Regions from separate parts of the Homo sapiens genome. Here region 1 is linked to region 2. A link is an interaction called in ENCODE POLR2A ChIA-PET data of the cell type or tissue named here. Cell type or tissue: B cell. All regions are shown on one strand. Links, peaks and the distances in the headings refer to the core of each region. The heading gives the core; the rest is flanking DNA.

The links. ChIA-PET counts read pairs that join two places held together with the same protein. Peaks named below come from ENCODE experiments on the same cell type or tissue, not always from the same donor. Only the 100,000 strongest peaks of a DNase experiment are listed, where the experiment ranks them.
Region 1: POLR2A ChIA-PET joins it to region 2 with 6 read pairs; 9 of 35 experiments call an interaction of 5 or more read pairs at or near these places.

What each region holds. Positions count from the first base shown.
Region 1 is chrX:154,042,619-154,058,422 of GRCh38, forward strand. The region is part of intron 1 of MECP2 (methyl-CpG binding protein 2); the gene reads right to left. Among named protein-coding and RNA genes, the nearest start is that of MIR718, 31 kb to the left of the region's middle. In B cell, for the core only: a CTCF peak has its summit at 8,802 (motif pointing left); a DNase peak (open chromatin) is centred at 8,783; H3K27ac peaks cover 286 bases.
Region 2 is chrX:153,974,606-153,982,980 of GRCh38, forward strand. It overlaps TMEM187 (transmembrane protein 187), which reads left to right. Exons shown (of 2, transcript NM_003492.3): 2 at 7,245-8,375. The coding sequence starts at 7,458. The coding sequence ends at 8,243. MIR3202-1 (microRNA 3202-1) reads left to right here and starts at 6,492; the gene lies at 6,492-6,572. It overlaps MIR3202-2 (microRNA 3202-2), which reads right to left and starts at 6,571; the gene lies at 6,493-6,571. RefSeq lists an enhancer at 5,869-5,978. In B cell, for the core only: no CTCF peak of the experiment used is centred there; DNase peaks (open chromatin) are centred at 6,029 and 7,276; H3K4me3 peaks cover 737 bases; H3K27ac peaks cover 2,360 bases.

The DNA.
Region 1 (15,804 bases), core at 6,432-11,431, 71 kb after region 2:
AGCCTGGCCAATATGGCGAAACCTTGTCTCTACTAAAAATACAAAAAAATTTAGCCGGGCATGGTGGTGAGTGCTACCTGTAGTCCCAGCTACTCAGGAGACTGAGGCAGGAGAATTGCTTGAACCTGGGAGGTGGAGGTTGCAGTGAGCAGAGATCGTGCCACTGTAATCCAGCCTGGGCGACAGAGCAAGACCTTGTCTCAAAAAACCAAAACAAACAAACAAAAAACCAAAACCAGTAACCAAACAGATATCCGTACACCAGTGTTCATGGCAGCACAGTTTACAACAGCCAAATGGTGGGGGCAACCCAAATATGCATTCCCAAGGGATGGGTGGATAATCAAAACCTCATTATCTATAGGATATAATATCATTCAGCCTCAAAAAGGAAAGAAATTCTGACACATGCTACAATGCAGATGAACCTTGAGGACATTACGCTCAGTGAAAGAGGCCAGACACAAAAGGCCAAATAGTGCATAATTCCATTTATAGGAAATGTCCAGAATAGGCAAATCCATAGAGACAGGAAGTGGATGAGTTGTTGCCAGGGGCTGCGGGTAATAAGAGGTGACTGCTCCTGTGTCTGGGGTTTCTTTTGGGTGCTGAAAGTGTTCTGGAATGACACAGAGGCGATGGTTGCACAACTCTGTGAATGTACTAAAAGACACTGAATTGCACATTTTATTTTTAAACAATTTTTTCTGTGAGCCTATGAATTATACTGAAGAATGAATTGTACACTTTAAATGAGTAAATTTCATGGTATGTGAATTATATCTAAATTAAAAAAAACAACAACATTAAAACAGCAGCTGACCACCAATTATTCTAAATCATAAAGATAGGTTTTGTGATGCCTGGCCAGTGCTCAGAGCCCACACAGCTGTCTCAGAGCAAGTCTATCTGGCTGTGGCACAGAGCCCCGGCAGATAGATGGGCTGTCCGTCTGAGGAAGAGGCCAATGTGGGGACCTATAGTGATACATGACAGACTGGACCAAGCCAACCTGAATGTGAAACTCTGAAGCCCAGGACACAATAACCATGACAATCAGAAAGGAATTTAGTTCAAGAAGTTTAATGAGTAGGCATTTAGCCAAGTGGAAGGTTGTTGGCTATTCTGAGGACATTTGATCTTTTTTTTTTAATTGTGGTAAAATACACATAACATAAAATTTATCATTAATAGCATTTAGTACATTCACAATGTCATGCGACCATCACTACTCTCTAGTTCCAAAGACAACCCTTTACCCATTAAGCAGTTGCTCCCCACTCCCACTCCTCTCAGCCCCTGGTAACCACTAATCTATTTGTCTCCACAAATCTGCCTACTGTTGACACTTCATATAAGTGGAATAATACCCTCCCCTGGAAAGCCTGTCTTTTAAAAAATGATTTTCATTTAAAAAAGTTTTTTTGCTTAACACAGTGGCTCATACCTGTAATCTTAGGAAGGCAGAGGCAGGAGGATTGCTTGGGCCCAGGAGTTCGAGATCTGCCTGGGCAACATAGTGAGATCCCGTTATTCACAAAAAGGGGGAAAAAAGACCAGGAAAAAAAAAAATCCCAAAACTAAACAACGAAAAAGTTTTTTTTAGGGAGATAGGGTCTCGCTGTGCTGCCCAGGCTGGGCTCAAGCGATCCTCCTGCCTCAGGCTCTCAAGTAGCTGGGACTACAGATGAGCTACCACGCCCAACTTAGAAACATGTATTTTTTTCAGATTAGCTCATCATTCCCTGGTAACTTCTCCAATGATTTCCCCTTGCATCTCTGCCACTATATTCTAGCAGGGTTCTCACACTGATCCTACACACAAGTGGTTAGAGACTCACCAGGCCAAGCTCACCTCCAATTCCAAATACCTAGTCCTCAAGGTCCAAGTGGCCTGTTTCCATAGACACTGACACTGTGCATGACTTTTCTGTCCTCAGCTGCTGGCTTTCTCCATTTCTTGTTGATAATGTTTTTTTCTTACCTTTACATACTTCATGTAAATAAGTTTCACAGACTTTTAACAAAGTGTTGGCTGCTTTTATCAAAGAAGAGAAAATCTGCCAAAATAAATTTTCACCATGAAGGCAACACATTTTGGGGAACAAGAAAGGGCAGAAAGGAGATCTCTTTTACTAGAGAACTCTGCTTAAGGACTGGCTCATTTGATCCAAACATCTCATCAGTAACTTGGAGTGAGTGCCCTTGTTTTCGTCATCTTGCGTCTCACTAGTGTAGGTCAGTCCACATCAGCCTGCCTGACGTACTTGGTTCGTAATGCTGACATCTGAGCCCCCATGTTTATTTCACCCTGATTCTACTGAAATGACCAACGAAATGCAAAACAGGAGGAAATATCTCTATCAATGCCTTCAGAGGAACCGCTGTAGAATGTGGTGTGGCTGGGATCCATGCGAGAGAAGCAGCTCTCACACGATTCCACCACAGTTAAACACATGGGCAAAGGAGGGACCTGCCGGAGGTATGAGGATTCCGTAGCAGAGCCCAAGAAAATCTGCAAGATCAGAGAAACTGGGCCTAAGAGCCAGACTGGCAGAAGTACGGTTTGCCGGTGGCAAATAGAAGGACCTGAACCACCAGTGCCCTAGGTGGAGAGGTCAGTGACAGGCTGGCCAGGTTTTCCTGGGCACTGCTGGGACAGAGAGAGACACCAATATAGAGGAGATTCTACCTGTCTCAAGAATCTGCCAGCAGCACCCTGGGTCCCCACCCTGACTCCAGCTGCTGCCACAGGGGAAGCAGCAGGGACTGAAGCTCCACCCCATAAACAACTCTAGGGACTGGGGATCAAACAAGTACCAACAAATTAGTAACTGTCCTGTGTACAAATACAAATTAGGTGGAAACTATAATGATTGAACACCAGTCATTCCAGTCAAGATCCCAACTGGAGGCCGGGCGCGATGGCTCAAGCCTGTAATCCCAGCACTCTGGGAGGCTGAGGCGGGCAGAACACGAGGTCAGGAGTTCGAGACCAGCCTGGCCAACACAGTGAAACCCTGTCTCTACTAAAAATACAAAAAAATTTTAGCCTGGTGTGGTGGTGCGCGCCTGTAGTCCCAGCTACTTGGGAGGCTGAGGCAGGAGAATCGCTTGAACCCAGGAGGCGGAGGTTACAGTGAGCCGAGATTGTGCCACTGCACTCCAGCCTGGGCAACACAGCAAGACTCTCGTCTCAAAAAAAGAAAAAAGATCTCAACTGGATTTTCTTTGGAATCTGACATTTACCTAGAATAGGCATCTGAGGACAGCCAGAAGGAGTGTGTGTGTGTGTGTGTGTGTGTGTGTGTGTGTGTGTGTGTGTGTGCAGGGGGGGGGATGGCTTCCTTCTGGTAGCCACTGCTCTAGGGAGTATTTCTCACCATCATGTCACAAAGCACACAACAGGAGCACTCTCACATGGATTAGGGAATTAGATGCAGACCTCCTGCACAACTGCCCTCTTCCAGTCCTAGTAAGATAAGACACAAAAGAAAGGCAGGGAAGGAGAGTGTGAAGGGAAGATTTCAGCACACAAAGGAAAGGGGTGTAATTCAAAGCAGTCTGAGAAAAGACTCCAGAGGACAAAGCAGCAGCAAAGCCAGGCTCCTGCCCCGTCCCCCAGAAACCACCCTAGGGAGCGGGCAACGCCCTGGGAATTTGCAGTCAGTAAGCTGGAGAGAAGCAACCAAGTGGGAGTCCTTCACTTTTTCCTTTTAGACCCAGAAACTCCAGCTGGGAGGTGCAGGAGAAATGGCAAAGTGCCCAGTGAGCCAGCCCAGCTCTGTGGGAAGCAACTGCTCTTAGGTATACACAGATTATGGAACCACCCAGAGACTGAGGTGCCCCCTATCCCCATGGAAATGGCACACACATCCCTCGTGCAGCTAGAGTGAGCCTTAGTAAGACATCCAACACAGTTCTTAGAACAAAGAGAAGAATCCAGATAGGGCTGAAGACTACATGGCTGCAGCTCCCTCCAGCGTGCAAATTCTCTCCGGATACAAGATAACAAGCCTGCACGCGATAGCTCAGAGGGGAAAACAGCAAGAGAAGATGCCAAGAAACTGGGAAGAGAGAGCCAAGAATTCCTCCACTGTCTCAAAGCAAACAGAACGACTATGCAGAGCCATCCAAGCCTGAGCCAAGACGAAAAGAAGTGACATGGTAACTAGGCAAACATATTATGGCCAGAAGAAAAAAAAGAGGCCCAGGGAGGGAGATGGCACGAGAAAGGCAAAGTCTCCCACCAAGAAGAGAATACACAAGGAAGGGAAAAAAATTCCCCACAACTTCATAAGAACATGTTCCCAATAAAAGAGTTCAAAGATGGGATGATAAAACAGAATAAGATGAAAAGACAAATTTCCAACCTAGAGAAACAAACTGCAGACCAAAACACATCATTATGAAACTAATAAATACATTGAAAAACAGCCAGAAACAGAATATACATAGCTGAAAATCAAATTAGACAAAGTGAATGCAGATGAAAAAGACAAAAGCTAAACCAATTACGGCAAAGCTAATAGCATTGGAAGAGAGACAAAGACAATCCAACATGAGGAATTTGTGTCCCTGAAGTACAGAACTCAACAAATGGAACAGAAGATGCTGTCAAAGATCCATAAGAGAGCTGACCTGAAACAGCAACGACTACATCTGCAGACTGAAAGAATACACCATGTTCCCAGGACAATTTGATAAAGAATGCTCAATAGCAAGCCAGACTCTAGTCAACCTACTCAACTTCAAGGATAAAGAAAGCATTCTTCAGGCACCTTGGGATTCTTCCAAGGGGGAAACATCAGAAGACCAGACAGAATGTCTACAAAGTTCTGAGGCAGCTTAGCGCAGTGGTGGTGGGGGAGAGGTCAGAGGTAAATTCAGAGAGATGGACAGGGGCCAAAAGCCTCTCTGAGAAGACGAAATCTGAACACAGATCTGAAGGAAGTGAGTGGTGAGGGAGCAGGTCAAGTAAAGAGGGGTCCAGCCAATGAGGAGCAGCAAGAGCCAAGGCTCTGACTCTAGCAACATTATGGCAAGTTCCAGGAAGAGCAAGAGCAGTGGGAGCCAGGTGAGCAAGGGAGAGAATGGTAGAGAATGAGCTCAAATAGGCAAGGAGGGATCATGTTCCATGTGGCTGCTGAGGCAGGCCCAGTTACACAATTTGTGGAGCCTGGTGCAAAATGAAAATGCAGGGCCTCTTGTTCAAAAATTAAGAATTTTGAGATGGTGAGAGTAGAGTATTAAACCAAGCCTGGGTTCCAGCAAGCCCATGGGCAGTTACAAAGGCCCATGAAGCTGGCTCTGCTTTCAAGTAATGGACTTCGGGTTTTATTCTGAGAGGGTTTTTCTCAAGGGAGTAACCTGATCTAATAAACATTTTTCAAAGAGCCCATCTGAGGCTGGGCACACTGGTACACGCCTGTAATCCTGCATTTTGGGAGGCCAAGGCGGGAGGATTGCTTGAGCCTGGGAGTTCGAGACCAGCCCGGGCAACATAGGGAGACCCCAGTCTCTACAAAAAATATAAAAATTAGCCAGGTGTGGTGGTGCATACCTGTAGTCTCAGCTACTTGGGAGGCTGAGGTGGGAGGACTGCTTGAGCCCAGGAGGTTGAGGCTGCAGTGAGTCGTGACTGTGCCATTGCATTCCAGCCTGGGTGACAAAGGGAGACCTTATCTCAAAAAAAAAAAAAAAAAGCCCATTCTAACTATGGGAAGATATAGAGTAGAGGGAGTGGGGCAGGAGGGCACAAGATGCCACAGGGGGGCTCTGCAGAAGCAGATGTTGGGTCACGGTTTGAGGTGTAAGATGTTCATCAGGAACTGACATCCATAAAGGGAGGTGGGAAGAAGTCAAAGAGAAGGCCCTATAAGGGCCTTGTACCCTTACCTCGCTCAGTCACCAGGGTGCTGTCCTGGAAATGGCGTGACCTTGGGTGAGGAGGCTCTTGCAGCTGAGGCTAACCGGAGTGTCCGCAGGGCATCCAGAGAGGAGAGTGACCTCCGGGTCTGCCACGTGAGACTACTGCAGAGTCTAGGCAGGGATGCAGGGAGCTGGTCTAGGTGCCATCCCTGAAGGGCATGGGCACCGGGACAGCGAAAGGGCGAGAGATCCAGGACTCTGGCTTCCGTTTCTCATGTTTTTGATACTGAGGTATTTAGCTTTCTAGAGGCCTAAAGGGCAGCTGGATGTATGAATCTGGAGTTCAGGGGAGAGGTCTGAAGAGCCAGGCGAGTGCGTGAGGGCGTGCTGAATATAAGTGTAAACAACCCTCCCCCTGCTATTTGGAGTTGTGATGAGGAGAAAGAATCAGCAGAGGAGACAGAGAAAGAGGAGTCAGTGCAGAGAAGGAAGATCAGACATATCTGTCAAGATTATTGGTGGCAATCAATAGAAACCAACTCTAGCTGATTTATGCAGACAAGGACTGATGAAAAGCTATTGAAGATGCATGTGGTGATGGTTGCACAATATAAATGTGCTCAATACCACAGAATTGTACACTTAAAAATGGTTAAGGCAGTACATTTTATCTTTTGTGTATTTTACTGCAATTTTTAAAACTAGGGGGAAAAGGCTACTGGGTGATAAGAGAATCCCTAGAGGGTTGGAGGAACAGGTTTGAGTCCAGTTGGCTAGGAACAATACTTCAAATCCTTCTGCCAAGCCAGTCCAAACAGCCAGCACTGCCTGTGCGACCCTGCAAGGCAGCAGCACTGGCCACTGGCACTGTGGCCTAGGAGCTCGTCTTTCCTGCAGCCCCAATGCCAGGAGACACGGCTCTCCTGCCTGGCCCTGCTCCTCCTAGCATGTGAGTCTGACTGGCAGAGGCCAGGGTACATACCTACACCCTCGTGTAGAACTCAGGTAATTTCTTTCTGTAAGGGGCCAGATAGTATTTTCCACCTTGTGGGCCAGACAGTATCTGTCACAACCAGCCCACCTGCTGTTGTACAGGAGAGCAGTCTTGGACAATGCACAAAGGACGGGGTGGAACTGGGTCCTGGTAAAGCTTCATTTACGAAAACAGGCAGTGGGCCGGACTTGGCCCTTGAGATACCGTTTGCCAACTGCTGCCCTGACCGAAAGGGAAGCTAGGCAAATAAGCATCTGGCATTTGCAGTGACTACAATCAGAGGTCGCCAGGCCTCCCATCAACTCGTGAGGTGAGAATTCTCCCAAACCCAGAGGGTTCAAGATGTGAGGTGAGATGGCCACCTGGAGAGTATGAGGTACCAGAAGAGACACAAGGAAAGGGCTGAGAAGGAGTGACAGCCACTGATGACTGTTAAGATTATTTCATGGAATGTGGAAAAGCAAGTGTTCATGGAGCAAGCTGAGCAAGGAGCAGCAGGCAAGGAAGAGGGCCCATGAGTGGAGAGAACTCTTAGAGAGTTTGGCTAAAAGGAGAAACAGAGACTGAGCAGGAGCCAAGGAGGTATGCGCTGAAGGGAGCTCAGTTACGATGGTAAATTCTAAAACAAGTTCGTCTGGTGATGGGCACAGTTCACAAGAGGAGGGAAGACCAATGGAGTCCCAGGGGCATCAAACAGTGGTTGACACTGCAAGCTGGGAAGACAGTAAGTCCTCATCATAGGCAGAGCTAAGTTAGAACTCCGTGGGTGGAGTTCCAGAGATGACCAACTCCAGGATACGACCATGGGAATGAGTGGCAGAAGAGACAGGGAAGGAGCCAGGCACTAGGAGGGCGGCCTACATGCGTGTGTGTGCTGGAGTCAGGAACTGGCACGGAATCCTCAATAAGAGGACTGACTGGGGCAGTGAGCAAGCCCACAATCAGGGGTCTGTGGGCCGAGAGGCTGTGTCACAGTCCCCCTATGCCATGCCTGGAGGCACATGGGATCAGAGACCTCTGAGGACTTGGCAGGAGGCACAGGCGTGGAGAGGCAGGGCCTAACCCAGGTGTGTGTGTCGCGGGGGGGAGGGGGGCGGTGGTTAGGCAGGGCTCTTTGGGGAAGAGATACCTGACAGGGTCTTCAAGGATAAGCACGACAAGGCAAGGCCACAGGGGAAGGAAAGGAGAAGAGAAGGGGACTTGGGCAGGGGAGCCAATGACAAAGGCCAGGAGTGCAAGAAACATGGTACCTGGGAGGAACTACAAGCAGTCCTGGACTGCTGAGGGCTATGTCCATAAGAAAAGCAGCAGCAACAGAAGGGGCCACAAAGAGAAGCAGGAGCCACATGAGGGGCCCTGATGTCACTCAAACACAGGGTGCCACTCTTGGGTTTAAAGCAGGGGAATGAGATTGATGATAGGGATTGTGTGGAAGATAGAGAGGTGGAGGAAAGATCATAAGTTATCATGGGAGTCCCAGAGCAAGATGAGGGATTGAACCAGGACAGCGGTAGAAGGGATGACAGAAGACAAAAGAGGGACAAACAGTTAAAGGAACAATTTGTGGGACTTGGTGGCTCCCTTGGATGTGGGCAGTGAAGGGCAGGGGCCTGTTGGGTTTCCAGCTTGGGTGACTGGTATGGCTATCAACTGTGACAGAAAACAGTGGACATGGCATTTGTCTATTTGGTCTTCTGATCTACCTTATCTTGAAGGAGACAGGGGTGGTAGGGCGCCCAGTGGGTTGAGAAGAATGGAAGGGAGAAAGAGGGCAGAAATCTCTCAAATGTTTTGCACAGTAAAATCTGACTAAAATGCACACACGCCCCACAAGCCTTTTTCTTTTTTTTTCCCCCCAAGAAGCAAAACAAGTTTTATTTCCATAGTAGTTCCTTTTAGTGCTCTCTGTCGCCACCTAATGGATGGCCTGGTGGAAGAGGCTCAAGAGGTAGCAGCCTAGCCTATTCCACGGCAGAGGAATCAAACTCACCCAGGCAGGGAGAACGGGACTGCACCTGGGTGGGGGAGGACCAAAAGAAGCCCAGCTGCTTCTGGAAGATCATTGGGAGTCTCTTCTGGAAGACCAGGGGCTCTTGGAGCTAAAATAGACGTTCGTTCATTAATAATACCTACTTCAACAACTTAAGATCATGTTCAGCGGATGCACATCAACCTTGACTTGTCTGTGCTCCCCAAATCAATATGCCTCAATATTGAGGCATATTGAGGGAACAATCTGTAGATATTCATGAAATTGTCTGGTGGGACAAAAATTGTGGGGCACTTGAGCCTAGCTGAACTCAGTTTTAAGTTCTAGCATTTAACACACCACCTCTAAGTTTACGTGTACTTTATGAGTGCAGGAATGCAACAAAAAAATCTAGTGTAAAGTCCTGGCCCTCAGGGCAAAGCAAGGGAACTACAACTCTTGCTGCGAACTGCCTTCCTCCCACAGATGTGGCACATTCACAAATCACATTCATTGAACAAGAAATGGAACAAGTGCCACACCAGAGGTGACAAGAAGAGGGGACCATACAATAATAGGTAACTTCCCTGTCACACGAGACTGCTTGGAGACAAGGATACAGAGCCCAGCATAGGAGATGGGACAAAATGATGAGGGTCAAGGACCACACCTGGTTTAACTCCCAGTGAAGAGTTTTAGCCAGTAAAGAGCTGCAAGAAGGAAATCACACACCACGAAGAGGCCACTAAGATAAACGCTTGAATCTGATTAAGTTTTCACCTGAAAAGTGTGGGTAAGGACAAGCCTGCCTTGTTGGGTAGTACAGATTCAGTGAATGAGCCCTCAGATCCTGCTGGATCCCGTGATCAGATAAACAGCAGCTTCTCAGGAACCACTGCATGTGAGGTTAGGGTGAGGGGAGGGACCCGATGGAGATCTAATCCCAGGGGTTTGGTCACAGGGGCTGGCGAATGAGAGGTGGAGACCGGGAACATACGCCACTTTTTTTTTTTTTTTTTTTTTTTTTGAGACGGGGTCTCACTGTGTCACCCAGGCTGGAGTGCAGTGGCACCATCTTGGCTCACTGCAACCTCCGCCCCCCAGGTTCAAGCGATTCTCCTGCCTCAGCCACCCAAGTAGCTGGGATTACAGGCGCCTGCCACTGCGCCTGGCTAGTTTTTCTATTTTTAGTAGAGACGGGGTTTCACCATCTCGGCCAGGCTGGTTTTGAACTCCTGACCTCGTGATCCACCCACCTCGGCCTCCCACAGTGCGGGGATTACAGGCGTGAGCCACTGCGCCCGGCCAGCCACTCTTTTTTTTTGAGATGGAGTTTCGCTCTTGTTGGCCGGGCTGGAATGCAATGGCACGATCTCGGCTCACTGCACCCTCCATCTCCCAGGTTCAAGTGATTCTCCTGGCTCAGCCTCCCAAGTAGCTGGGATTACAGGCATGCGCCACCACGCCCAGCTAATTTTGTATTTTTAGTAGGGACGGGATTTCTCCATGTTGGTCAGGCTGGTCTTGAACTCCTGACCTCAGGTGATCCACCTGCCTTGGCCTCCCAAAGTGCTGGGATTACAGGCATGAGCCACCAGGCCCAGCCTAAGCCACTCTTTTGGAAAGCTCAGCAGAGAAGATGCATGAGGTAATACGACGCGTTAGGTGGCCTTTAAAGGGATGTTTATAGCTTTTCATAACATGGGTGTATTAGTCTGCTCAAGCTATAACAAAATAGTACAGACTGGGGGGCCTATTCAACTGAAATTTCTCACAGTTCTGGAGGCTAGAAGTCCAAGATCAAGGTGTCAGCACATTCAGCCCCTGGTGAGGGCTCTCTTTCTGACTTGGAGATGGCTGCCTTCTCATTGCATACTCACATGGTGGAGAAAGCAAGCTCTCTGCTGTCTCTTGTTATAAGGACACTAATCTCATCATGCGAAACCCACCCTCCCTCCTGATTTCATCTAAACCTAACCACCTCTCAAATACCCCATCTCCAAATAACATCACATTGGAGGTTTGAGCTTCAACACTGGAATTTTGGGGGACACAAACATTCAGTCCATAACAGTGCTGATGTTTATGTTTTAATGTTAAATGATAACAGCACAGCACAGCAGCACACACACTGTGTGATGCCAATCTGTTTGTTTGTTTGTTTGTTTGTTTTTTTAGATAGGTTCTCACTCTGTTGCCTGGGCTATAGCAGTAGTGTGATCACACCTCACTGCAACCTCGACCTCCAGGTTCAAGCAATCCTCCCACCTCAGCCTCTCAAAGTGCTGGGATTCCAGGCATGAGCCACCATGCCTGGCCTCCAATTTGTATTTAATGCCACTGAACTGTACATTTAAAAATGGTAAATTTTAGGTGATGTGTATTTTACTACAATTTTTTTAAAAGTCTAAGAGAAGGCAAGAAAGGAGAAGGAAAATTTAAAAGAACAGAAAATATGGAAAAATAGAATGCACAAATATGCTATAAATGAATCTAAATACATCAGAAATCAAATAGATGTTAAAGGACGAAACAGACAATGGATTTTTTAAAAAATCTCGAGGCCGGGTGCGGTGGCTCACGCCTGTAATCCCAGCACTTTGGGAGGCTGAGGCGGGCGGATCACGAGGTCAGGAGATCGAGACCATCCTGGCTGACACGGTGAAACCCCGTCTCTACTAAAAATACAAAAAAAAAAAAAAAAAAAAAATCAGCCACGCGTGGTGGCGGGCACCTGTAGTCCCAGCTACTCTGGAGGCTGAAGCAGGAGAATGGCATGAACCCGGGGGGCGGAGCTTGCAGTGAGCCGAGATCGCGCCACCGCACTCCAGCCTGGGCGACAGAGCAAGACTCCGTCTCAAAAAAAAAAAAAAAAAAAAAATCTAGCTATCAGCTGGGCATGGTGGCTCACGTCTGTAATTCCAACACTTTGGGAGGCTGAGGCGGGTGATCAGCTGAGGTGAGGAGTTTGAGACCAGCCTGGCCAACATGGTGAAACCACATCTCTACTAAAAATACAAAATTAGCCGGGTGTGGTGGCACGTGCCTGTAGTCCCAGCTACTCAGGAGGCTGCGGCAGGAGAATTGTTTTGAACCTGGGAGGTGGAGGTTGCAGTGAGCCGAGATCACGCCATTGCACTCCAGCCTGGGCAACAAGAGCAAAACTCCGTCTCAAAAAAAAAAAATCTAGCTATCTGACATTTTCAAAAGCTCCACCTCACTGATGCATAAAGACACAGAAAGGAGGAAAATAAAAAACTGGGATGGCCGGGCGTGGTGGCTCACACCTGTAATCCCAACACTTTTAGAGGCCAAGGCTGGTGAACTGCTTGAGCCCAGGAGTTTGAGACCAGTCTGGGCAACATGGCAAAACCCTGTCTCTACTAAAAATACAAAAACTTAGCCAGGCGCGCTGGTGCAAGCCTGTAATCCCAGCTACTCAGGAGGCTGAGGTGGGAGGACCACTTGAGCCCAGGAGGCGGAGGTTGCAGTGAGCTGAGATTGCACCACTGCACTCCAGACTGGGTGACAGAGGGAGACCCTGTCTCAAAAAAAAAAAAAAGAAAGAAAAATAAATAAAATAAATAATAATTTAAAAAAAAATAACATATTAGTATGGTCGCTTCATAATACCAAAGGGTTCAATACACCAGGAATGTGAAACTGTATCTAAAACTGAAAATGTGGCCTCAAAATAAATAATAAAATGAAAATGACCAAACTCTGTGGAGAAACTGATGTGTCCATCACCACAGTAGGTTTTAACACGTATTCCATCAGTTGATAAATCAAGTAAACAAAATGACAGTAAGAAGAGAAAATACTTTCACAACAAACGGATAAGACAGAGGTAATGAATATATGTAGAATCCTGCACCCATGCTTGGTGGTGACATATTCTGTCCACTGGTTGTGGATAATGTGTCATGGAGCACTTCTCAACCAACTGCAAGAACTGGTGTCACACAGACCAAGTTCTTTGATCACAGTGCCATTTAGTTAGAAGTTGATTTTTTCTTTTTTTCTTTTTTTTTTTTGAGACGGAGTATTGCTCTTGTTGCCCAGGCTGGAGTACACTGGCACAATCTTGGCTCACTGTGACCACTGCCTCCCGGTTCAAGTGATTCTCCTGCCTCAGCCTCCCGAGTAGCTGGAACTACAGGTGTGTGCCACCATGCCCGGCTAATTTTGTATTTTTAGTAGAGACGAGGTTTTGGCATGTTGGCCAGGCTGGTCTCGAACTCCTGACCTCAGGTGATCTGCCCGCCTCGGCCTCCCAAAGTGCTGGGATTACAGGCATGAGCCACCTCATGCAGTCAATTTTTTTTTCTAGAGCAACTAGGAAAAAAAAAAAACAAACCCAAAGCCATGTGCTTGGAAATTGAAAAACACATTTTAAAATAATATGTGAGTCAAAGGAAGAAACAAAGAAAATTTAAAATATCTTTGGGCTAACTTAAAGTGACAATACTATCAGAACTTGCTAGATACAGTTGAAGTAGTTCCAGAGGGTTAGCCTTAAATGTTTACATTTGAAAAAAGGGTAGAAAAATCAATGAACCAAATTTATAACTTAAGAAGTTAGGGCCAGGCGTGGTGGCTCATGCCTGTAATCCCAGCACTTTGGGAGGCCAAGGCGGGTGGAGCACCTGGCGTCAGCAGTTCGAGACCCGCCTGGTCAACATGCCAAAACCCCATCTCTACTAAAAATACAAAAAATTTGCCGGGTGTGGGGCAAATGCCTGTAAATCTCAGCTACTCGGGAGGTTGAGGCACGAGAATCACTTGAACCCAGGAGGTGGAGGTTGCAGTGAGCTGAGATTGCACTACTGCACTCCAGCCTGGGCGACAGAGCAAGACTCTCTCTCTCAAAACAAAAAACAAACAACAACAACAACAACAACAAAACACAGAGAATGTACTCTAAGACCATAGAAAAAATAATAAAGATAAAAGCAAAAGCAGAATTTAATGAACTAGAAAAGAGACACAGAGTAATACAGGGCAATAATGCCTACATGTCTGCTTCTTGTAAGACCAATGAACCTAATGAGCTTTTACCAAGACAAGGAAAAACGGGAGAAGGTACAAGTAAACAACAAACACTAGGAATGAAAAAGCAGACATAATTACAGATGTTGCAAATGTATAAACTATAACATGAACAACTTTATGCTAGTCAGACAAAATGGACAAATTCCTAGAAAAAAAAATTTAACAGCTTACAGTAGCCCAAGCAGGTGCAGGGAAAATAAAAATAGGTTTAGATGTGTCTGCGTGTACATAGAACACCTCAAAAGACACAGACAAGACCCTGGATGCAGCCGTTCCCTGAAGAGAGGCCTAGGCAGCTGGGAGACCAGGGCAGCAGGGACACTCAGACCTTGCATCACTCTGGAGTTTGCACTTCCTGAATTGTGAAGCATGCACATGTCTCACTTATGCAACAGTGAATCCAAACGTGCCTGTATACAAGGAAAGGCCTCACCTGGCTGCGCCGTGGAGGCTGGCCTGGCGTGTGGAGCAGGCAGAACATTAGCAAGCTACCGAGCAGGTGCAGGTATGAACATCAGCTGACGCTGGCTCTTTGCTTTCTTTTTAATCTTGACAAATTTGGTAGGTGAAAAGGCATCATTTTTGTTCTCGTTTGCATCTCTTTGATTACCAGCAGGCAGAACTCTTTTCCTATCTTCATTGGCCATCTGTATCTCTTCTTTTATGAATTTCCTGTTCATAGTCTTTGTTCATTAGTGGTGACTAGTGGTAAGTTAGCAATAAGAACTGTTTGCATTCAAGTCTAGACTGAGAAGGAAATTAAAAAATCTGCCCATGTATTCTCACAATAAATGACTACTGACTAGCCTGAGATAATTGTACCCACTGCCCAGTCACAGGCATTAAGCCTAGGATGATTCATTTCAGACTTGTCCCTGACCTTCCTCATACCCTTTCCAGAAGGGCCCCTTGAGCTGCTATGATACTCCTAAATCACTATCCCATTACCCAAATGATGGAGAGCCAATCAAAAGCTTAGACCAGGACGCTTTCCCAAATTATGTCCCAATACCTTCACAATGATCACTTTATATACAATCTCACTGAATGCTCAGCAACACACGAGAGCAATGTTTAACTGAGGGCAACACTGAGGCTCAAGGAGGGCAAGTGACTTGATTGCTGAGGTCACCTGCTAGGTGCAAGAGCTGAGAATTAATCCCAAGGCTACCTGGCTCAAAAAGCCTAAGCTCATCTACTATACTTGAGGCGAAATCATGAAAGTGTGTTTTTACCTTGCCCAGACCCTGCACACTGCATCAAGGTCCTGAGTTTCAAGCAACAGAAATCAACTCTGGTTAAATTCAATCACAAAGGAGTTCTTGGGCAGCAGATCTGGAAATGGAGAGAGAACTAGAGAACTAGGCTCAGAAAAGCAGCAGGAATAGAGGCTGCACCACTGCAAACACAGCCAAGGTTATACTGCAGGGACCTGCTGGTTGGGACACCCACCCTGGGCACTGTTGCATGTCATCACTGGACATTAGCCACCACTGCTGGTTTTGTGACTCAACTGCCACCACCATGACTAATCCCTCACTGTCCCTCAAGAGTCAAAGTCCCTGAAGGCAGAATGGGTTTGGCCAAACCTAGGCTTCATCGCCATCCCCTAGTTTCCAGAGAGCAAGGGGAGGGAATATATCCATTCCCCTGTGGCAGGCACTGCCAGTTGTCCCCCAACATCCATGTTCTCCATCTGCCTTACTAATGAGACCCTGCGCTCAGCTAAGGAGAGTTATTCCCCGCTTCCCAGCAGACCATGGGACTACGTTATGGCTAAGGAGACAGTGGCCGAGTGCACTCCTGTTCATCGTTCTCTTTCAAGCTTGCTCTTGTTCTACTGACTATGGGCGGAGCACACCTCCCACCCACTGACTCTGGGCTTGCTCACGTGTTGATGGGATGGGGGAAGAAG
Region 2 (8,375 bases), core at 3,324-8,323:
GATCCCATCCAGGGCTGCTCAAAGATGCTGGGGCTGCGGTGTGCACACCCCTGGACCCAGAGGCTTTTTTGACTGGGAGGACGGGGCAGGAGGAGTTCGGGTGCCCCATGCTGAGATGGCAGGCTTGTGTGAAGCAAGGACGTATGGAGTGATAGTGAGGACTGTGGTTCCTGTGTGGCAACACCATGCTTCAGAGGGCAATGGGGCACCCACATGCCAAGCCTGGTGGCCCTCCTCAGCAACGGAACTCCAAGGCAAGAAGGCTGAGAATGAGGCCCAGGAGGATGCGGTGGGCCCCAGGACCTGCTTGAGAAGTGAAATAGCAAACAGGACTGGTAAAAGGGAGCAGAGGTGCTGGCTTTGTTCTTTAATATAATTGAATTGAAATTGAGCAGGGCTTCACTGGGCATCTGAGGAAGAGCAAGGAATCAGACCCTGTCCCACCCATTTGGGGCCTAAATTGCAGTAGGGCAGATGGACATTGCACCTCAAAAATAAACAGTGCTTGTCACATGAATCATTTGCAAATATTTTCTCCTATATTGTCTCTTCATTGTTGATTGCTTCTGTGCTGTGCAAAAGCTTTTTACTTTAATATACTCCCATTTGTCTGTTTTTGTTTTTGTTGCCTGTGATTTTGGGGTCTTAGCCATAAAATCTTTCCTGGAGCATTTCCCCATTTTCTTCTAGTAGTTTTATTTTATTTATTTTATTATTTGTATTTATTTATTTATTTATTTTTTGAGACACAGTCTCACTCTGAAACCCAGGCTGGAGTGCAGTGGCACAATCTTGGCTCACTGCAACCTTAGCCTCCTGGGATCAAGCGATTCTCCTGCCACACCCTCACAAGTAGCTGGGATTACAGGCGCATGCCACCACCCTGGCTAATTTTTATACTTTTAGTAGAGATGGGGTTTCACCATGTTGGACAGGCTGGGCTGGAACTCCTGACCTCAGGTGATCTGCCCGCCTCAGCCTCCCAGTGTGCTGGGATTACAGGTGTGAGCCACCACACCCAGCCTTTTTTTTTTTTTTTTTTTTTTTTTTTTTTTAAAGACAGAGTCTTGCTCTGTCGCCCCAGGCTGGAGTGCAGTGGTGTGATCTTGGCTCACTGCAACCTCCTCCTCTTGGGTTCAAGCATTTCTCCTGCCCCAGCCCCCTGAGTAACTGGGATTACAGATGTGCGCCACCACGCCCGGCTACTTTTTGTATTTTTAGTAGAGACGGGGTTGCACTGTGTTGGCCAGGCTGGTCTAGAACTCCTGACCTTAAGTGATCTGCCCGCCTCAACCTCCCAGTGTGCTGGGATTACAGGTGTGAGCCACCGCGCTGGCCTCTTCTAGTAGCTTTATAGTTTCAGGTCTTACTTTTAAGTCTTTAATCCATGTTGAGTTGATTACTGTGTGTGGTGAGAGATAGGGGCCTAGTTTTCATTCTTCTTCACATACTTATCCAATTTTCCCAGTGCCATTTATTGAAGAGACCATCCTTTCCCCAATGTAGGTTCTTCGTGCCTTTGTACTACTTATAATAGCTAAGATATGGAAGCAATCTAAGTGTCCACCAGTGGATTGATATGTAAAGAAAATGTGGTATAGATACATGATGGAATATTATTGAGCCATTTAAAAATAAACTGTTGGCGGGCGCGGTGTTTCAAGCCTGTAATCCCAGTACTTTGGGAGGCCAAGACGGCCAGATCACCTGAGATCAGGAGTTCGAGACCAGCCTGGCCAACATGGCGAAACCCCATCTCTACCAAAAATACAAGAATTAGCCAGGTGTGGTGGCAGGCGCCTATAATCCCAGCTACTTGGGAGGCTGAGGCAGGAGAATTGCTTGAACCTGGGAGACGCAGGCTGTGGTGAGCCGAGATTGTGCCACTGCACTCCAGCCTGGGTGACAGAGCGAGACCCTGTCTCAAAAAAAACCAAAACCAACTATAAAAAATAAAAAAAATAAAAAACTATTGGCTGGGTGCAGTAACTCACGCCTGTAATCCCAGCACTTTGGGAGGCCAAGGTGAGAGGGTCGCTTGAGCCTAGGAGTTTGAGACCAGTCTGGGCAACATAGCAAGACCCTGTCTTTCAAAAAAAATTTAAAAATTTGCCAGGCATGGTAACATGCCTGTGGTCCCATTTACCTGGGAGGCTGAAGTGAGAGGACCACTTGAGCCTGGGAGGTGGAGGCTGCAGTGAGCTGCAATCACACCACTGCACTCAGCCTGGGAGACAGAACGAGACCCTGTCTCAAAGAAATAAACAAACTAATAAGATAAATCTTGTTATTTGTGGCAACATGGATGAGCCTAGAGGACGTTATGTTAAGTGAAATAAGCCAGGAACAGAAAGATAAATATTGTATGTGTTAATTCTTATGTAAAATATTTAAAAAATCAAGCTCATGGAAATAGAAGCATAGTGGGTATTAGAAGCTGGAAAGATTAGAGAGTAGGGAAAGATTCGGAGGAGTCGGATAACAAATACAAAATGCCAGCTTCATAGCATGAATGGATCCTGCTGTTCTGCACTGTAGGGTGAGCACTGTTAACTACAATTTCTTGTGTATTTTCAAAAGACTATAAGAAAGGATTTGGAATGTTCCCAACACAAAGAAATGATAAATGTTCCAGGTGATGGATATGCTAATTACCTTGTTTGATCATTATACATTATATACATGTATCAAAATGTCACTCTATATGCTATTAAAAATAATAAAATAGGCTGGGCACAGTGGTTCACGCCTGTAATCCCGGCACTTTGGGAGGCTGAGGGGGACAGATCAGTTGAGGTCAGGAGTTCAATACCACCCCAGCCGATATGGCAAAATCCCATCTCTACTAAAATACAAAAATTAGCCGGGCGTGATGGCCCGCCTGTACTTCCAGCTACTCGGGAGGCTGAGGCAGGAGAATCGCTTGAACCCGGGAGGCGGAGGTTGCAGTGAGCCGAGATCCTGCCACTGTACCCCAGCCTGCCCCACAGAGCGAGACTCTGTCCCAAAAAATAAATAAAATAGGCCAGGTGTGGTGGCTCACGCCTGTCATCCCAGCACTTTGGGAGGCCGAGGCGGGCGGATCACTTGAGGTCAGGAGTTGGAGACCAGCCTGGCCAACATGGTGAAACCCTGTCTCTACTAAAAAAAATACAAAAAATTAGCTGTGCATGGTGGCGGGCGCCTGTAATCCCAGCTACTCAGGAGGCTGAGGCAGGAGAATCTCTTGAAAACGGGAGGCAGAGGTTGCAGTGAGGCAAGATCACACCACTCCAGCCTGGACAACAGTGCAGACAGTGCAAGATTCCGTCTCAATAAAAAAATAAAATAGGCCAGGCACGGTGGCTCATGCCTGTAATCCCAGCACTTTGGGAGGCCGAAGCAGGTAGATCACGAGGTCAGGAGTTGAAGACCAGCCTGACCAAGATGGTGAAACCCCGTCTCTACTAAAAATACAAAAATTAGCCGGGCTAATTTTAGTTGTAATCCCAGCTACTCAGGAGGCTGAGGCAGGAGAATCACTCAAACCCCGGAGGGAGAGGTTGTACTGAGCCGAGACCACGCCACTGCACTCCAGCCTGGGCGACAGAGCAAGAGTCTGTCTCAAAAAAACAAAATAAAATGAAGTAATAATAAAATAGTGCTAAGTGGTCTGCATATACAGATACTTTTTTTTTTTTTGAGACGGAGTCTCATTCTGTCGCCCAGGCTGGAGTGCAGTGGCACGATCTTGGCTCACTGCAACCTCCGCCTCCCAGGTTTGAGCGATTCTCCTGCCTCAGCCTCCCAAGTAGCTGGAACTACAGGCATGAGCCATCACGCCTGGCTAATTTTTGTATTTTAGTAGAGATGGGGTTTCACCATATTGGCCAGGGTGGTCTTGAACTCTTGACCTCAACTGATCCACCCACCTCAGCCACCCAGAGTGCTGGGATTACAGACGTGAGCCACCACGCCTGGCCACTTTTTTTTTTTTTTTTTTTTTTTTTGGGGGGGAGAGGGAGTTTCGCTCTTGTTGCCCAGGCTGGAGTGCAGTGGCGTGATCTCGGCTCACTGCAACCTCCGCCTCCCGGGCTCAAGCGATTCTCCTGCCTCAGCCTCCCGAGTAGCTGGGATTATAGGCATGTGCCACCACACCTGGCTAATTTTTTGTTTTGTTTTGTTTTGTTTTGTTTTGTTTTGTTTTGTTTTGTTTTTCTGAGATGAAGTCTCACTCTGCCGCCCAGGCTGGAGTGCAATGGCACGATCTTGGCTCACTGCAACCTCTGCCTCCTGGGTTCAAGCAATTCTCCCGTCTCAGCCTCCCAAGTAGCTGGGATTACAGGCGTGCGCCACCACGCCTGGTTAATTTTTTTGTATTTTTGTAGAGACAGGGTTTCACCATGTTGGCCAGACTGGTCTGGAACTCCTGACCTCAAGTGATCCACCCGCCTCTGCCTCCCAAAGTGTTGGGATTATAGGCGTGAGCCACCGTGCCCGGCCTAATTTTTTTGTATTTTTGGTAGAGACGGGGTTTCACCACATTGGCTAGGCTGGTCTCAAACTCCTGACCTCAGATGATCCACCTGCCTCGGCCTCCCAAAGTGCTAGGATTATAGGTGTGAGCCACTGCGCCTAGCTTTTTTTTTTTTAGAGATAGGGTCTTGCTCTGTGGCCCATAGCTCACTGCAGCCTCCATCTCCTGGGCTCAAGTGATCTTCCTGCCTCAGCCTCCTGAGGAGCTGGGACTATAGGTGCACCACCATGCCTGGCTAATTTTTATTTTATTTTTTAAATTTAATTTTATGTATTTTGTGTAGAGACAGGGTCTCACTTTGTTGCCCAGGCTGGTCTCAAACTCCTGGACTCAAGCAGTCCTCTCACCTTGGCCTTCCAAATTGCTGGGATTACAGATGTGAGCCACCATGCCCAGCTACATATGCTTTTTGATGTATAACAGGGTAATGTCCAGATAAACCCATCATAAGTCGAAAATATAGGAACTGGACTTTCAACTTAAGAGGGGTTTAGCTGGGTGCAGTGGCTCACTCCTGTAATCTCAGGACTTTGGGAGGCCAAGGCAGGAGGATCACTTGAGGCCAAGAGTTCGAGACCAGGCTGGGCAACATGGTGAGACCCTGTCTCTACAATTTTTTTTTTTTTTTTTTTTTAGATGGAGTCGCGCTCTGTCGCCCAGGTTGGAGTGCAGTGGCGCGATCTCAGCTCACTGCAAGCTCCGCCTCCAGGGTTCACGCCATTCTCCTGCCTCAGCCTCCCGAGTAGCTGGGACAACAGGCGCCCACCACCACGCCTGGCTATTTTTTGTATTGTTTTAGTAGAGACGGGGTTTCACCGTGTTAGCCAGGATGCTCTCGATCTCCTGACCTCGTGATCCACCCGCCTTGGCCTCCCAAAGTGCTGGGATTACAGGCATGAGCCACCATGCCTGGCCCAAAATTTTTTTAACAAAAATTAGCAGGGCAGGCCGGGCGCTGTGGTAGGGAGGCTGAGGTAGGAGAATGGCGTGAACCCGGGAGATGGAGCTTGCAGTGAGCCAAGATCGCACCACTGCACTCCAGCCTGGGCAACAGAGCAAGACTCCGTCTCAAAAAAAAAAAAAAAAATTAGCAGGGCAAGGTGGTGGTATATCCCTGGTCCCAACTACTTGGGAGGCTGAGGCAGGAGGATAGCTTGGGCCCAGGAGGTGGAGGCTGCAGTGAGCTGTGATTGTGCCACTGCACCCCAGCCTGGGCAACAGAGCAAGACCCCCGTGTCTAAATAAAAATACCCAGGCCATGGCAGCAGAAAGCAAGGAAGAAGCCACGTGGAAGCCCTCCTGGCGCTTCTTCCAGGGAGGTGAGCAGAGAGCACCTGGGGCCAGGAGGCGGCATGCCTGGGTTTCTGCTCCTCCTCACTGTAACTTTCAGCCAAGTCAAACTGCTAGAGTTTCAGTTTCTTTATCTGTGAAATGCCGGGGCTGGCACAGATGGTTTCTAAGATCCCTCCCAGGCCTGGAACTTCTAAGCGATTAGGTCAAAGGTGAGCTAACCGGGCTGGGCACAGTGGCTCATACCTGTGAATCCCAGCACTTTGGGAGGCTGAGGCGGGTGGATCACTTGAGGTCAGGAGTTCAAGACCAGCCTGGCCAACGTGGTGAAACCCCAACTCTACTAAAAATAGAAAAGTTAGCCGGGCATGGTGGTACACGCCTCTAATCACCGCTACTAGGGAGGCTGAGGCAGGAGAATCACCTGAACCTGGGAGGCGGAGGTTGCAGTGAGCCAAGATTGTGCCACTGCACTCTAGCCTGGGCAACAGAGTGAGACTCCGTCTCAAAAAAAAAAAAAAAGGTGCACAAACCGAGGCCCAAGACAGTTAAGGTGCAAGATCACATGGTTAGTAAGTGGGAGAGCCAAGGTTTGAACAGTCTGGCATCAGCTGACCAGGAACTGGAGCCCACCCTTCTCTCTCCCTGAGCCCGCCTACCCGCCCACCCTCTTGAGTGCGAAATTTATTAATATGGAAGGGAGAAGAGCTTTAATGATTGGAGTCATTTTCAGAGCATTAAAGCTCTTCTCCCTTCCATATTAATGTATTTCTCAGCTACTAGGGCTCACTTACAGCACCAGTGGCCCCAAAGCAGTTGACAGTCAGTGGTAATTAAATTGTCTCTCTGGTTCTGTGACTGAAGGAGACAGAAGGCTTTATGGTGGCCTGAGGAAAGAAGGTGATTTGGGGCTTGGCACTTCAGGAGAGGGCAGGCGAGTGAGCCAGGGAAGCTGGCCTGGGAAGCCTGCGGGTCACCCCCTTGCCTCCCGGCCTGGTGCTTGAGTGGCAGACGGTGAATCCTCCTCCTCCTCCATCCCCCACCTTGTGTCAGAGGCCAGAGCTCGGACTCCATCTAATGGTCTCTAGTTCAGCTGGGTATTTGGTGAAAAGGGCTTTGGGGCTGGAGACGTCCACTTTTATAACACACTGACATGGGAAGGCGCATTCTGAGTTGTAATGACAGAGCTAGACAGGTCTTGTCTGTAGATGCAGTGGCTTTAAGGAAACTAGGACGATGGGCAGGATTTTCCTAGGTGCCAGGAGAAAGGGGTGATAGAGGATTCTAGAGGCTTGAGAGAGTCAGTGTGCAGCGGTTTCACTCTGATTTGCTTCTCCAGTGAAGATGGTTGGTAGCTCCTGAGGCCGGGGGTCAGGAACATGGAGGCGGTGCTGGGGACGGTTTGTTTTCTAACCACACTCCTTTTGTAACCACAAAGGAAAAAGGCAGAACGTTCCTCCGCTGGCGCCAGCCAATCAGCAGGACTCCTGCCTTCCTTCGGGGCAAGGTCGCAGCATCTGCCTCGGAAATCACGAAATCACGGGGCTTCTTTCTGCTGGCTCAGCCGGGAGGCCCAGAGTGTTCTGCAGAGGCTGCGTATTGAAGGCTGCTCTCTGAAGCTCCCTGCCCCAGGTCACGCCGCCGGTTCCAGATGAATCCAGAGTGGGGGCAGGCCTTCGTGCACGTGGCCGTGGCCGGTGGCCTCTGTGCCGTGGCTGTGTTCACGGGCATTTTCGACAGTGTTTCCGTGCAAGTGGGCTATGAGCACTACGCCGAGGCGCCCGTGGCCGGCCTCCCTGCCTTCCTGGCCATGCCGTTCAACTCACTCGTGAACATGGCCTACACGCTGCTGGGGCTGTCGTGGCTGCACAGGGGCGGCGCGATGGGGCTGGGTCCCCGCTACCTGAAGGACGTGTTCGCAGCCATGGCCCTGCTCTATGGCCCCGTGCAGTGGCTGCGCCTGTGGACGCAGTGGCGCCGTGCCGCGGTGCTGGACCAGTGGCTCACACTGCCCATCTTTGCATGGCCCGTGGCCTGGTGCCTCTACCTAGACCGCGGCTGGCGGCCCTGGCTGTTCCTCTCTCTTGAGTGCGTCTCCCTGGCCAGTTATGGCCTCGCTCTGCTGCATCCCCAGGGCTTCGAGGTCGCACTGGGTGCTCACGTGGTGGCCGCTGTGGGGCAGGCGCTGCGCACCCACAGGCACTATGGCAGCACCACCTCGGCTACCTACTTAGCTTTGGGGGTGCTCTCTTGCCTGGGCTTTGTGGTCCTCAAGCTGTGTGACCATCAGCTCGCACGGTGGCGTCTCTTCCAGTGCCTCACAGGCCACTTCTGGTCCAAGGTCTGTGACGTGCTCCAGTTCCACTTTGCGTTTTTGTTTCTGACGCATTTCAACACTCACCCAAGATTCCATCCCTCTGGCGGGAAGACGCGTTGAACCCAGGGAAGAACCTGCTGAAAACCGATGACCCCCAGCATTGAAATGGACTCTGAGATGGCAGCGTGGTGCCAGTGTCAGACATCCTGTGTGTGATGATATGCACTGATCACACAAGACTGCCCTTTCCTG